Linked DNA regions of Homo sapiens: region 1 is linked to region 2. Evidence: read pairs that join two places in POLR2A ChIA-PET (ENCODE). Cell type or tissue: endothelial cell of umbilical vein. All regions are shown on one strand. Each heading gives the region's core, and the rest is flanking DNA. Links, peaks and the distances in the headings are about the cores only. Region 1 overlaps LOC105369905 (a long non-coding RNA gene). Region 2 overlaps LOC105369896 (a long non-coding RNA gene).

Region 1 (8,033 bases), core at 2,846-5,345, 1.1 Mb before region 2:
TGAGGCATTGCACCAGTGATTCATGCAAGTAAAAACAAAACAGGGAGTTGTGGGATTCATGGTCAAGAGTCAGGAATGATTTAGCCGTTGAATATATATTGGGGTTTCCCAGCTTTGCTACCTTTATACTGAGAAACTGAGCTTCCACTTAGCTGAACCTAATCACTGCTAGAGATTTTTCTTTCTATAAAATTCTCTAAATGCTTATTTGGTCTCTTGTGCCAAATTTCTGAATTAAAAAGCGTAGTAACTTCACTTATAACGTCTATGATTTCTGAGCAAATTATTCTTGTCTTTCTAACTCATTCAATGCAGATTTGTCCATCTGAGAAGGTCATGAGAAATGCGTACCTTCTTTAGAAGTCACCTTAGATATAGTGGTTTCTGTGACAAAGTCTCAGAGAGACAAAGTATATTGCCCAGTGGTTACCAGCACTGTCAACAGGTGGACATGTTTATTTGTACAGTAATTTTCTTTATATATACTTTTTTTCCCCGAAAGAAAGCATTCTGTTAGCACACCAGATCTAAATGTGGATACTCTGTATGTGTCTCATTATGGTTTTGTGGACAAAGGAACTAAAAACAATGGTAGTTTAATAACAAAGTAGCTTTGTTTCCTCTAGCAGTGTCAGAAATGTAGACTCTTTCTCTCAGGGGAAAAAAAAGGTACTAACTGTGTGGTTCTAATGTACTAGCAAAAATGTGTCTAGTGCGGAACGTTTTAACTGGTAAAAATGGAGTAGATTTATACACAGCAATCCAGGGTGCTTAATGCTGTTAAAAATATTTAGATTTAATAGTCCATAGATATTAAGTTAGAAAGGTTTTAATGACCAATATCCATAGAAGAGAGATATTGGCTTGCATAGTAGACTACTCTGTTTTGAACATGAGGCATTTCCCAGGATTTTGCAAATTTCTATCTTTAGGTGTTCTAGATTGGAGTAGTAACCTCAAAGGTGGCCACGGTAGGCAGCCCTCTGTGGCCTGTGAAATTCTCTTGCACAATCCTGCACTGGGACTGGCAAATCAACATTTCTAGCATTTTGACCATAACATAGCTTTTACAATAGTATCTACCTAGTGTCTGTAGCATGAGTAGTGAAGATAAGCATGCCATCTTCCTTTCATTGAATACTTACTCTGTTAGGTATGACTCGAAGTGCTTCAGCCATGTTATCTCATTTAACTCTCTGAGTTGATATGATTATTATTCCCATTTTACAGACAAGAAACTAAGGTCCAGAAAGTTTAAGTGACAGCTGGTATGTGTTGTGGAGCAGATTCTAATCAGAGGGTCTCTGGCTGTGGGGTCTCTTTTCTAAACTGCCACACATATTGTTCCTCAAAGATCTAATTGATAGTTACCTAAGTTACCTAATTATTAGCAGTACAGAAGGATGGCAGCTGGTGTTTCAGCCCTAGCTCTCCAGCCTATTTCCTAGGTGACCTTGGGCATGTTATTTATTCTTTGGCGTTGGTTTCCTTATCAGTCAAATATGGAGAGTTTAACTAGATGGTTTTTAAGATTCCCTTTGTCATCATATTGGGTGAGTCTGTGATTAATATGACTTATTAATTTGGGTGGTCTCGATAATTTGCGAATAGCAGTGGCTGTTGTGATCCCTTTTACAGACCTACATTTTATAAAGGACAAGGACAGTTGTTTCACAATAGCACAGGGTAACGCAGTATAAGAGCAAGCACCGTGCACTAGTCATCTGGTGACTTTCTGGAAGGAGGTCAGAATATCTAGGTAGTACCAGTTCATCTGGGCTGCTATTAATACAACAAAATGCCATAGACTGGGTGGCTATGGCATAAAAGTTTATGTCTCACAGTTCTGGAGGCTGGGAAGTCCAAGATCAAAGTGCTGGCAGATTTGAGGTCTAGTGAGGGCCCATTTCATGATTCATAAACAGCATCTTCTTGCTGAATCCACATGTGGTGGAAGAGGAGAACTCTGGTCTCTTTACAGTCTGATAAAAGCACTAATCCCATTCATGAGGTCTCCACCCTCATGACTTTATCACCTCCCAATACTATCTACCTCCTAATACTATCACACTAGGGATTGGGTTTCAGCATAGGAATTTTGAGGGGACACAAACATTCAGACTATAGCAGGTTTAACCACATCCCAGCTACATAAGCTTTATCAGACTACACGACAGTTCTGAGCTTTGCTTTTTTTCAGCTGAAACTTAACAGAGTGTATCTTATATTCAATGTCTTTGGATTGAAAGAAATAAAGTACAGCATATGAATGCCTTAACATAATTATGAGCAGAATTATTGAAAGACCATTGATAAGCAGCGACCAAGAGAAGAGTACAAAATGGACAACAAACATGTTGGTCACAGAACAAATGATCACTGAAGCACATATTATTTGCCTGTTACTGTGATGGCAGAGGAGTATTCAATAGTACCTCTCTCCTGTGCAGGTTTTAAGATCCTTCTTGATGTCCCCCCTGATTCTACTCTTGTGGCCCTTCCCCATAAAAGAGAGACAGTTGGGTTGTGGTTGAAGACTCTATACACACCTTGGTTGTCTCATTTGCCTTGTCTCATTTGCCACACTACACTGGGGTTGATCTGCTCATGTGTGTGCCTCATCCATTAGAATGTGAGCGACTCAGGGGCTCACATCACTACCTTCTAGTCCTATGCCTGGCACAAAGTCAGTGCTTGATGGATGTTTGTTGGTAGACTGCAAGTCCTTGCAATCTATTTAGACCAATCTACTTAGACATATGACACAATTAGAATACATTTAGATATTAACATCAGCAATTATAACAAAACCAACAACAATAAGAATCATAATAGCTACTGCTTATTGAGAACAAGGCACTCAGCTAACAGAGTCATTGCTTGCACATAAACCACAACTGTACTGTTATACATTTGACCTCCTTCATCATCTTTTCCAGGTTGAATTTAGACCTGTGGACCTGAAATAACGAATTCATTTTTTTTTTTTTAGCCTGGTAGAGTTGCCTCTCGGCTGATAGTTCAATTCTGGCAGCATCCTCCATTTTAATCTTTGTAGCAGTGGTTTATTTAATAATTTGGATTTTTTCATACTTTTGTACTTATTTTATAATATGCATGGAAAGGAAAAAATGAAAGTATAAGAGTACTGATTTTAATAATGAGTAATGTGGTCTCATGCATTTAATTCAATTTAGAAAAAGTTGGAAAGCATCAGGGTGCCAAAAATTGGGACAATTTATCCTTAATTGGACATTCATTGATCTTAAGCCAGTCGACTGTGGTTTAATTGTCAAAGCAAAGAACAAAATTATAGAACATGTGCAAAACTCTAAAAATCAATGGTCAAAGATTATATTTAGAATTGGATGAAATTAGGAATTTTTTTATAGCACACTGAACATGGAGTCCCATTTACTGAATACATAATCGTGATGTTCAAGTTTAACCAATTTGAAAATTTTCAGCAATGCATTATGTAGGAAAATTGAGAACTTCGTATGTTTTGCTTAATTCTCCAAATTCTTCAAAGTAGACGTAGATTTCACCGTTACAGAGAAGTCATATGCTTAGGAAGTGGCAAAGCTGCATTATTAGTTTGTTAGGACTCCTATAACAAAGCACCACAGAGTCAGTGGCTTAAACAACAATTTACTTTTTCATAATTATGGAAGGTAGAAGTTCAAGATCAAAGTGTCATTAAGTTTGGCTTCTTTTAAGGCCTCTCCCCTTGGCTTGCAAATGGTTGCCTTCTCCCTGTGTCTTCAGATGGTCTTTCCTCTGTGTGCCCACATATCTCTTATAATCTCCTTCAATAGGGATACCACCATATTGGATTAGGGCCCACCTATAGGAGCCCATGTTACCTTAATTACCTCTTTAAAGGTTCTATTTCTAAATCCAGTCACATTCTGGGGTCCTAGGGGTTAGGATTCAACTTCTAAAATTTAGGAGAGAGGGACACAATTTAGCCCATAATATTATGACATGATTCAAAGCTAGTGACTGTAAACTCATCTTTTTTTTTTTTTTTCAAGAAGAGAAGAACTTATCTTGAGGAATTAGGACAGAGAGAAGATGGCAAAAAAGAAACTCATAATTGGAGGACCAATATAGGAAAAAGTGATTCAGAATGCCAAAGATAGAAATCAGCCCTGAAAGGTGAATTTTTTTTCCCTAAATCATTATGTTTTACTTTTCTATTGATACAATAAAACAAAACAAAACAACAAAAACTCTTTTGGCTTTAAGCGGCTTGACCCCAGTGTAAAGTTTGAAGAATTAGGTCAGGCACATATTACTGCTCTGAGTAATACAGCAGCTGCCTCACTGCAAAATGACTAAGGTGTTCAGAGAACTTTAATCAACCTAATCAGGTCATCTGTGGGACTTAAAGGGGTCTGGTTACAAATCTTCAAAGCTCTGAACTACTTTCTGCATCCACAGGCTAAAAGGGTTATTAAGTTAGTTGCACAGAGAGATGGAATTAATACTACTTGATTGAGCTAAGGGCATCATATTCTAAAAAGCAATTAAAATAATTCGGACCTTTGAAAAGTAAATCAGTGAATTTTGATGTTACATTTGAATCTGGGAAAAGGCAAATAGTGAATTTAATAAGTATGAATGAGTCTTTTAACTGAAGAATTTTTAGGGGATTTTAGTATATACTTTTCTTTGAAAAGTAATTTAGTGATCATAAAATCCAGATTTTTGCATTCCCTTTTATGTACACAAAGACTTTTGCTTTCTGCGTGTGAAGTACATCACAATTCATAGTTTATACATATATATATATACCAATATATATATATTCATATATAGTAGCCAAAATTTCATTAATAGCCCATTTTCCCAGGCTTTCAGAAATCATTTGCTTTGTTACTTCAATTGACTGCACAGTAAAATGTGAAAGTTGGCAGAGTGACTTCTGGGGAGCAAAAATGTACATTAAGAACTGTTTGAGTACTCAAATAATAGAATTTGAGTTATAAGAAAATCCCTTAGTTGTCAATCAAAGGCAACAGATTAATTTCTAAGGAGCTTAATAAGCCTGAGTTTGAACATGCAAATTAGAAAAGGACTTGACCAAAATAACTACAAAGAAAGCAGTGAGGAGTGGTAGAGAGAAATGACTGCACACACAAAATATGCTTGAGGAATAGCCAGTTTTAAAAGCTTTGATAGGCAGTGAAGGCATTACTTTGCAGTGACTTAGGTTATATCAATGATCCAGAGTCATAAAGAGTTAAATAGCACCTATAGCTTCTATTTAAGAGGGAAGATTACTGTGAAATGCACATGATATCTCTGGAAAACTAAATTCCATGTACTATGCTATTCATTCATTTATTCACTAATTAATAGATGATATATCAAACACCTACTATTTATTATCCAACAAATACTCGTTGAGTGCCTTCTCTTTCAGGCATTGTCTTAGACTCTGGGAATATACCAATGAGCACAACAGATATAAATATCTGCCCTGTACCACCTATGCTTTCATTTTAGTTGGAGGAAACAGACAATAAAATGGTAAATAAGTAAATGTCTTTGTCCACTTTGTGTTCCTATAACAGAATACCACAGACTGGATAATTTATAATAAAATGTATTTGGGTCATGATTTGGTGGGGCTGAGAAATCCAAGATCGAGTTGTATCTGATGAGGGCCTCCTTGCTGTGTCACCCCATGGCAGAAGGGAAAACAGACAGCAAGAGATCAGACTTGCAGTCTCAAGCCCTTTTAGAGTCAGCATTAATCTATTCATGAGGATGGAGCCCTCATGACCTAAACACCTCCCATCAGGTCCCACCTCTCAACACTGTTGCACTGGATATTAAGTTTCCAACAAATGCTTTATGGAGGACACATTCAGACCATAGTGGTAACATATAGAATGTCTACACAGAATAGACAGTGTTACGTGCTATGAAGGAAAATAAGACAGGAAGTAATCTACCCAAATGAGAAACATATTGCATTCAAAATCCTCTTGAGAAGATATAGAAGGGCTTGGCAGTTAGAGCAGCAGACTAGAAAACAGAAATTGGCATTATGACACTAATTTTGCTACCAAATGCATTGGGTAATAAGGTGTTTCATCTTTGTTTACCATAGTTTCCCTACTCTAAAAAGACATTTATGGAATTTAGTTTTGATGGTTAAATTATAAAATTATAGTTTTACAATATAAAAATTACAAAAATCAATTCACTCAAGATGTGTATTGACAGCTATGATATGTACCATACCATATATGTTGATGAATGTCTTTTGTATGCAAATAAGATGGCTGGTGGCTGAGAACTTCTAGATAGCTTTGGAATGAGGGCTGCTTGCTAGAAAGACCAAGGCATGACTAGAGGTTTGAAAGAAAGAGATTTGAGATTGAGATAATCACTAAAAACTGAGTTACTCACCAATGGCCAGTGATTTAGTCAGTCATGTCTACATAAACAGACCACCATAAAACCCCCTAATCTATAAAGTTTAGAGAATTTCAGGGTTGGTTAACACTTGGGGTTCTGGGAGGTACAAAAATGGCATGCAACTCCATGCACCCTTTGTTGAAGGCCGAAAGAATGAGGATCGTGATCAACTCAGTATACCACTGGAAGCTATATGAGTAAACAGCAAACTGTTTCTCATGAAAGCAGGATGTTGGCAAATTGACAAACTGCATCTGCCACCCAGAAGGAATGCTGAGGGCAGTCATGACCCAGGCACAAGTATTTCTTGTAATTAGGCACAGCTGAAGCCTGTTAGCAATAATGTGAACCTGTGATCAATTAAGCAGCTGACCATTCATTACCTCCTGCTCCTTGCTCTTTCTACCCAATAAATATGAAGGGCTATAGAGGCTCAGCCGGCTGCTGCCTTTGCTCACTAGAAGCAGGGAGCCCTCTTCTTCTTCCCCTGGCTGCTTTCTTTAAAATAGTTCCTTTTGTGTTAAGTTTTCATTTCTGTGTTTGTCCTCCTTTGTTCAGTCTCGTAGTGATGGTCTCAAGTAGTAACCGAGGCAGCCTGCCACAAGTGGCGCTGGAACAGGGACAATCAGGGACAAACAGAGACCTGAAGGGACCTGAAGAGGCCTGCAGGGACAAAGGGACAAATAGAGATAAGTAGGGATAAATAGAGACAAACAGAGATAGGTAGGGAAAGATAGAGACTTGCAGGAACTTACAGGAACCAACAGGGACCATAGGGACAGACAGGGGCAGATAAGGATAAAGACTAGCAAAGACTAGCAGAGACTAGCAGAGACTAGCAGAAGCTAGCAGAAACTTGCAGGGACAGACAGGGAAAGATAGGGTCCTATAGGGACTTGAAAGAGGAAGGTCTGCTGGAGTAGAAGAAACTAAAAGCCCAGAAAAAAACTAAAACCAACCAGACAAACGAGAAACCCCGTTACAAGTGTGCTGGCAGCAATATAAGGTCAGTGCTCTAAAAAGGTACTGGTCAGTGCCCTAGAGGTATAAAAAATGGGAAGTTTTTAAATCAGGGTAACATGGGGAAGAATTTGGCTATTTCTTTTCTTTTTTTTGTTTGAAGTTTGGTTTGTACTGTCTTTTTGCTATTATTTCAGGGTTTGAGAGAATTTTTTGCCCCACCTACAGCACCTATCAAAAGTGGTAAACAGGAGAAGGAGGATGAAAATTGGCTTGTACCATCTTCTTTTGTGGCTGCAGAAATGCTAGCTTTGGCTTTGGCTTTTGGGAATGCAAACAGATTGTAAACGTGCACTGGCACCTGTGAGATGTACAAAAGGCTTAGGAACACCTGGAAGCGCAGGATTAGATCTCCCAGTCACAGAATGGGTTACATTAATTGGAGGAAACAAATTCACTAAGATTCCCACTGGTATTTGGGGACCTTTGCCAACAGGATACATGGCATTAATTCTGGATAAAAGTCATCTTAACATACAGGACATTACTGTAGTCCCACGAGTTGTTGATTCCGATTGTGAAGGAGAAATTCAGTTAGTGGTAATGTTACAAGATCTTTGGGTTTTTGAACCAGGGAG
Region 2 (8,033 bases), core at 1,899-4,398:
GCTCTTGCATAATCTCTCTTCAAGTATGGGTGGAATCTGTGATTATTGAGAGATATTACTGTCATGATTATTTTTCATTCTATGGCAAAGGCATTTTGCATATGTAAGTAGATTTAATTAAGTTCCCAAATCAGTTGACCTTAAAATAGGGAGATCATGCAAGTGGATCTGACCTCATCATGCTGGCCTTCCAAATCTGATTCTAGAGGGACAGAGATGGAGAAAGTCAGAAGAGCACAGGATTCAAGGTGCTGTTGCTGGCCTGAAGATGAAGGGGGCCAGATGCCAAATAATGAAGGTGGGATCCTCTAGTTGCTGAAAGTGGTCTTTGGCTGACCAGCAGGAAAAGACAGACAGTCTTGCAAAAGGAAGGAATTGAATTCTTCTAATGACAAGAATGAACTTGACGGCAGAATTTCCCTCAGAGCCTCTAGAAAAGATATTAGCCGTGTTACATCATTACTTAGCTTTACAATAGCCTGAAAAGAGAACCAGCAATGGTATGCCATGCTTTTTACCCAATGAGCTGTGAGCTAATAAACAGGTGGTGTTTGAAGCTGCTCAATGTGTGATGCTTTGGTACATAGCAATAGAAACTAATGCTCCTCTTTTCCCCTAAGAAAGCTTAAACTAATCTGTACTAAATATTCCAAATGAACTTCTTATTTTGGATTTTAAAAATTATCTTTTTCTCAGTTATTGTTAATTTTAAGGAGTACTTTTTTTTGTTTTAATACCAGTGTTAAATGTTTTAATTTTTAGCTAATGGTGGAAACATCTCTGAATCTTCATATACTATTTTATTTTGTATATTCAAAAAGGGTTTGAAGTGTTCATTGATAGAGATAAAGGTAAGAAGAGATATGAGCCATTACAATTCACCTCTGTTAAAAAATCCAGATTGGAAAAGTAATAAAACTACATGGCTGTCTTGGACACATCATATTAATGCTAAATTTAATTTAGACAATGAGACTAAAAGCAAACAGGAATGTAATTAAAACCAATTTAGTCAAGAAGAAATCACAAGAAAGATTGCCTGGATTGGAAAAGAAATTTCACGGAAGATGATGCTTTTGAAGATACTATCTATTATCTTCTAAACAGGGGAGTTTCCAGAGAGAGGCTTCAGGGGAAGCATTGGTTAATTTATAATAAAGGTGTTCATATTTATTTGATGTAAGAAGGAATGGTATTCCAAGAAACCAGAGTGCTTTTTTGGTTTTAGATGAGGTGAAATTAAAGAGTAATTCCCTTTTACCACTAAATAGCTGGGACAAGCCTAGGCAACTTGGCAAGCAATAGTATAGGAGATAAGACCTACTTCTGATTTGTTAGTTAATTTTCTCCCAGTGTATGCTTCCATTTTGTAGAAAAAGAAGCAGTAAAAGCATTAGTTTTTACAGCTCAGTTTTAATTTAATTTAGTAAAAGAGCTATGAGGAAAAATAGACATTTTGCCGCTTCTTTCATCTAAGAACTTCTGTTAAATATAGCAATTGACTAATGAAGTCAAAAATTTACTTTCTGCAGATCTTAGCCCTGGAAAACATTGCAGAATCTTGCAAGGCAGCGGAGAGTCAAAAGTGTGCTCCTAATATATAACATGAAGGAGTAGTTCAATGTACTCCACTAATCATCTTGGAGTGTGCGTCAAAGCTTGTTTAAGGAGAGTCTCAATACAAAGGCTATTTTTTGAGAAAGAGTCATTCTAATTTTTAGATCTATTGCTCTGAATACTAATATTGCATTTACTTGGAAACTTATAAGGCTACATTTTATTAAGAAAATTATCACTTAATCTATTTCTCACAGAGAGCAAAAGCCACTGGGATCAAAACTACCAAATATAATGACTGACTAATCTACAGTAATAAGAAAAAAACATGTTGTACATGTTCTGGGTATCATACTAGGATTCATCACAGAGACAATTCAGTATATAACTCGTACAAAGTGCGAATACATTGCGATTACTCTTCACTGAAGGAGTCACACCTGGAGAAGGAGTCAGTTTTTCTCTTATATAACCAGCTTGTATTATTTCCAGATCTAAAACTCAAAAAACTAATTCACTATTTTATTAATTAAATATTCCTTAGATGCCAACTTTATATAGCAATAAACTAAACAAATCTTGTTTTTCTGTGGCTTATATTTTAGTTGGAGAAAAATGCAAGCACAACCTGAGAGACATTATGAATTTGAATCCAGGAAGGAAAGATATATACGTGTTAATTTTTATTAGTTAAAATTTCAGTATAGGATGCGGGAATGAATTTCTAGGGTCCTTGATAAAGAATCTGGATGAAAGTATTGGTAGCTGATGAATTTATCAAAGATTCTTAATTGAATTGTGTGCTTTGGCTAACAAAACCTGGGATTCAATGGTGGTCCACCCTAAATGATGATGAAATTACAGAAATTTCTCTGCTATAATATATTAGATGAAATAAAAGGGCTTTGAGTGATAGAGGCTGGGGTATAATTTTAATGCTTGAATCATCGTGTTCCCACCACTTATGTTCTGTTCAGGAATCCAGGTCACTCATTTCACCATGACCTAGAGACCTACATCAATAAAGGAAGCATCACAATGCGGATGGGAGTTGAAATATCCTGTAATTAGAATAGGGTCCCAAGTACTGTTGAAGAAAAGAGGATTGTGAGGTAGCTAAGACCGTGAAGTAGCATTTAACTGGCTAAGGCAAATTAGTCATGTTTTCTAAAATAGCCAGCAGAGCCTACATGGTAATTAGAGAGATTTGTTGGTGATTAATGGTTATGACATTAATCAGAACATAATCCCATGTATGGGAGCTACATACATAGGCATCCTGCTAAGGTCCTATTTAGCATGTGAAATGGACGGCCACCCTGACTTGAAGAGAGACTTGACTTCACCCATCACTTTAAAAAATTATGACCTTTCCCCATATCTGAGAGCTGACTCTCAAAGTATTAGTGGACATCCTTTATGAAGAACCTTAAAATAACACTGTAAATATGTCTGCGGAGGTGGCCTTCCCTGAGGAAATGTAGAAACACCTGTGACAGCAAGTGAATACTAGGTAAAAGGATCTAGACAGACATCTAGGGGATTATTAGACATTGGCTTCGACTCAAACAATAACTAGAGATCTGTATAAACACCTGGAGCCACTGGTCAGAGGAGATTCTTACGAGTGTTAATTAATGATTTTTAAAAATGATTGTTGTTTCTAGCTTAGATTAATTGACCTTAGGATATGACTCTACTTATGGGCCAGCGAGATAGTAAGCATCAAGTTGCTCGACTTCCTGTTTTAGAGGTAAAAAATGAAGCTCAAGGAAATTAAATGACTTCCTTTAGTGCAAAGCTGGGATAAAAACACAGATCTTCCAAATGCATGCCTGGTTACTAAACCAGGTAATGTCTGGATCCTCTCATCTGAGTAGAGGAATGGGAGTGGAAAAAGAACTGGATGTTGTCCAGCTTCTAAGAAAGAAATGAGAAGGGAAGAATTATATTCCCTTCATTCTTCATTTTGATGTTAAAATTGTATTTTATTTAAATTGAAAAATGATCATACATCTCTGCCTCTTTTGGTGGCGGGGGAAGGGAGTCTGACAGGAAAGACAGAGGATGGCAATCACAATGAATGTCTCAAGACCCTTTCAGGTTGAGAACAATGGGAACCTGGCAGACAGGAGGCTCAAGACTGAGGAACACCATGATAAGGGTCCAAGACATAGAACACCAGCTTTTGTTCCAGGGAGACATGCAGGATTTAGGGCTTCCAGCTGCCCAGTTTACTCTAGAGAGGGAATAGTAGTAGGGCCACAGAAGAGCACATAGAGGAGCAGGGACATGGATGAAGCTAGAAACCATCATTCTCAGCAAACTAACATAAGAACAGAAGACCAAACACCACATGGCCTCACTCATAAGTGGGAGATGAACAATGAGAACACATAGATACAGAGAGGGGAACATCACACACCAGGGCCTGTCAGTGGATTGGGGGCTGGGGAGGGATAGCATTAGAAGAAATAACCTAATGTAGATGAGGGGTTGATGGGTTCAGCAAACCACCATGACACGTGTATACCTATGCAACAAACCTGCATGTTCTGCATATGTATCCCAGAACTTAAAGTATAATTAAAAAAAAAAAAAAAAAAGAAGAAGAATTAACTCTTGTGGATGGGCACAGTGGCTCACACCTGGAATCCCAGCACTTGGGGAGGCCAAGGCAGGCAGATCGCTTTAGGTCAGGAGTTCCAAGATCAGCCTGGTCAACATGGCAAAACCCCATCTCTACCAAAAATACAAAAGTTAGCCAGATGTGGTGGGGGGTGCCTGTAAGCCTAGCTACTCGGGAGGCTGAGGCAGGAGAATCACTTGAACCCGGGAGGTGGAGGTTGCAGTGAGCCGAGATCGTGCCATTGCACTCCAGCCTGGGCAACAAGAGTGAAACTCCATCTCAAAAAAAAAAATTAACCTTGGCTTGCTTAGAGTTGTAAAGTATTATAAAGTGGTTATACATTCTGCTTTCTGGCACAGTCCTGCTTTACCCTTGCATCCTAATTTTGTTAATAAATTATATGGTCAACTATTTAAGAGGCATTGATGGGTATTTGATCATAGGTTCACCAAATGATTATGCAATCCAAGTTTTAATAATAAAATATGTGTTGTTAATTACTTTGGCACATGCCCAGCAGCAATCTACCATCAAATATAAATAATCTAGTTTATGAAAACTAAATCAAGAGCTCCTGAAGACACCTTTGAGTTGAATGAGTGGGTGGTTCACACACCACACACATTGTGTGCCTATGCTAGGCATAATGATGGCTCTTCTTTAACCCATACTTGTGGCTTTGCGGTAAGTTTTTTTGTTTGGTTTTTTTTTTTTGAGAAGTTGGCTAAGGAGAAAAAAAAATGAAACCTAAGTTATAGGTGATTCTTCATGATATAGTGATCACATTTGGAATTAAAATTCTGTGGTGTTATGTTATAGCTCGAAGGTCATAATGAGAGAAGGTTGCACATGTCTAGGCCATTCAAAATGTGCTTCTAGTATAAGAGTATTAGATTACCACATAAATATGCAACAAAAAGTTGATCTTGTAGAGGAGGATTTAAATAACTATATTGATAATTTAGTTGTTTTGCAATTATCAGCCACTTTCCTCTGCAACTGTCATATGATATGCTCAAAGAACTCAAGAACAATATGGCTATGTTGGCAGAGAGATATCCCTTCAACAAGGCCAAATGTGGCATGCCACAGGTAATGCTCCATTTACGTCAATACAAAGCCACTATTGTGGTCTCATTAAAGAGAGTATTCTTAGTGTAAAACATATTTTCTGAAACACCATTAAGCTTGGGAAAAACTACTTATTGTTTTTTCATTAAAATAGACATTTATTTCAAATTTATAGTTACTTTCCTTGTTGATCTTGTTTCCCACCGGTACTTCCATTTAATAAATCTGCATATGGCAGTCCTTGTCCATTTCAACCAAGGAACTTCATTTACCGCAAAACAAAGTAGTCTGATGTCCATGAGACTCATGGGGCTTATCACTTATCTGTGGTTTTATAGAAATGTGGAATAGTCTAGTTAGACTTGTTACAATGCCAACTGAGAAAAAATTATTTATCTGTCTTCTATCAAAGTAGTGGGTGCTTTAAAGAGGGGAGTGTTATCTTACTAAACTAGCAAATAGTAAATGAAGAAAAAAGTTGTATGGTGAAGTAGTTAAGAATTCCAGTTCAGGATGCATCTGTTTCAGATACAGTAATGGAAATAACTAAAAAATAATAATAGTAAGAGCATACATAGAACAATGATGCTCAAGACATTGGACATCATTCTATAAAGAGTAGTGATGTTTTATAGAAGAAAAGAAATAAAGAATTCATTATTATTGATCCAGATTACTAGATGGAGAAATATTCTGGGCCACAGTGTAGAGAAAGGGAATCCAGGCTGAATCTGATGCTTTCCCTGAGTTGAGATGGAGCTGGAAGTCTGAGGAAGCAAAGTTGTCTAGAGCCCTCAGGGCAGAGTGCTAGAGAAAAGAGAGATGCACAGAAAAAGAACTCTAAGGACCTGAAGAAGGTACCCATGAAGGTTTCAATTAAGTACTGATTTGCACACTCATGTGAAAAAGCTAGCTAATACAGAAAAAAAATAACTATCCAAAGGAATTAGAAAGAAGAGTGTCCTAAGTTCCAAAAGGTTGACAATAGTGTCTGTTCCTAACACCCAAAGTAGAAAACCACAATTCATGAGGCATCAATTAGAGCACTAACAAAGGTCTTGGCTCAGTAGTGGGGGAAATTAACCCAAGAATAAACAGTAATATGGTCCATTTAATGAAGCTTAAAATATAAAGACTTGAAAGGATTAAATAATTTGCAAGTAACAACTGCATCCAGTACAAAGCCCAAGAAGATTTAAGCTTTTTTAAAAAAAATTCTTTTAAGCTTTTTTTTTTTTAATTTGTACATAACAGGTGTACATCTTTTCAGGGAACATGTGATAATTTAATATATTCATATACTTTGTAAAACATCAAATCAATGTAATTGGGATATATATCCATGAACTTAAATATTTGTCTTTATGCTAGAAATATTGAAATTATTCTCTTCGAGCTATTTTGAAATATACAAGAGATTATTGTAAACAATAGTCAATACACTAGGAGTACTGAATCCAATTGGAGTTTTGAATCAAGAGGGAGGGTTGAGAAAAAAATGTGTGAAAAGATAATGGCTAAGGATTTCCCAAAGCTGATGAAAGCTATAAAGGTATAGTTACTAGAAGCACAAGAAACATGAAGAAAACATGAAAGCATGCAATAATCAAATTGCTTATAACAATAATAAAGAGGAAATCTTGGAAGACAGGGAAAAAAAGACATTATGAAGAGGACAAAGGTAATGATAACAGAGGTTTTTTTGTTTCGTTTTGTTTTGTTTTGTTTTTGGAAATAATGTAAGCCAGAAGGCAGTGGAGCAATATCTTTAATGTACTGAAAGGTTAAAACTGTCAAACTAGAATTTTTAACTCAGAAAAAAACAACTTACAGACAAAAAAGTAAAACAAAGACAGTTTTAGACATGCAAAGGCTGAAATAATTTAACACTAGGAGACCTGAACTATAAGAAAATATCGAAAGGAAGGTTTCCAAGCAGAAGAAAAATACTGGCTGGGCACGGTGGCTAACATCTGTAATCCCAGCACTTTGGGAGGCCAAGTGGGCAGATCACGAGGTCAGGAGATCGAGACCATCCTGGCCAACATGGTGAAACCCTGTCTTAAAAAAAAAAAAGAAACAGAAAAAAAGAGAAAAATACTACCAGATGGAGATCTGGATCTACACAAACAGATGAATAATACAGAAATTGTAACTACTTGAATAAATATGAAGAAATGTATTATTATTATTTGTTTCTTTAAAAGAGAATTTACTCTTTAAAGCACAAAACAAGAACATATTATTCAAGGGGGTTATAAAATGTATGGCAACAATAGCACAGAGAGACAAGGAATGGGAAGAAGTACACTAGGACTCCTAGTCAATACACTAGGAGTCCAATGTTAGTAAGTTCTTATACTATATAAGAAGTTTTGTAATATGGGCCCAGAGTGGGGGCTTACACCTGTAATCCCAGCACTTTGGGAGGCCAAGTTTGGTGGATCACTTGAGGTCAAGAGTTTAAGACCAGCCTGGCCAACATGGTGAAACCAAGACTCTACTAAAAATACAAAAAAGAAAAAAAAATAGCCAGGCATGGTGGTGCATGCCTGTATTCCCAGCTACTAGGGAGGCTGAGGTGGGAGAATCACTTGAACCCAGGAGGCAGAGGTTGCAGTGAGCCAAGATCACACCATTGCACTCCAGCCTAGGGAACAAAACAAGACTCCATCTAAATACAAAAACAAACAACAAAAAAGAAAGTTGTGTAATATCACTTGAAGGTAGACTGAGGTAGGCTAATGTTGTTTGCCCTAAACCATAAAGGAAAAAG

What was found. Peaks named below come from ENCODE experiments on the same cell type or tissue, not always from the same donor. Only the 100,000 strongest peaks of a DNase experiment are listed, where the experiment ranks them.
Region 1: POLR2A ChIA-PET joins it to region 2 with 5 read pairs; 1 of 35 experiments calls an interaction of 5 or more read pairs at or near these places.

Annotation. Positions count from the first base shown.
Region 1 is chr12:92,620,694-92,628,726 of GRCh38, reverse strand. All of the region lies in intron 1 of LOC105369905 (a long non-coding RNA gene), which reads right to left. All of the region lies in intron 1 of LOC124902983 (a long non-coding RNA gene), which reads left to right. Among named protein-coding and RNA genes, the nearest start is that of PLEKHG7, 78 kb to the left of the region's middle. In endothelial cell of umbilical vein, for the core only: no CTCF peak of the experiment used is centred there; a DNase peak (open chromatin) is centred at 4,286.
Region 2 is chr12:91,533,813-91,541,845 of GRCh38, reverse strand. All of the region lies in intron 1 of LOC105369896 (a long non-coding RNA gene), which reads left to right. Among named protein-coding and RNA genes, the nearest start is that of LINC02823, 210 kb to the right of the region's middle. In endothelial cell of umbilical vein, for the core only: no CTCF peak of the experiment used is centred there; a DNase peak (open chromatin) is centred at 3,235.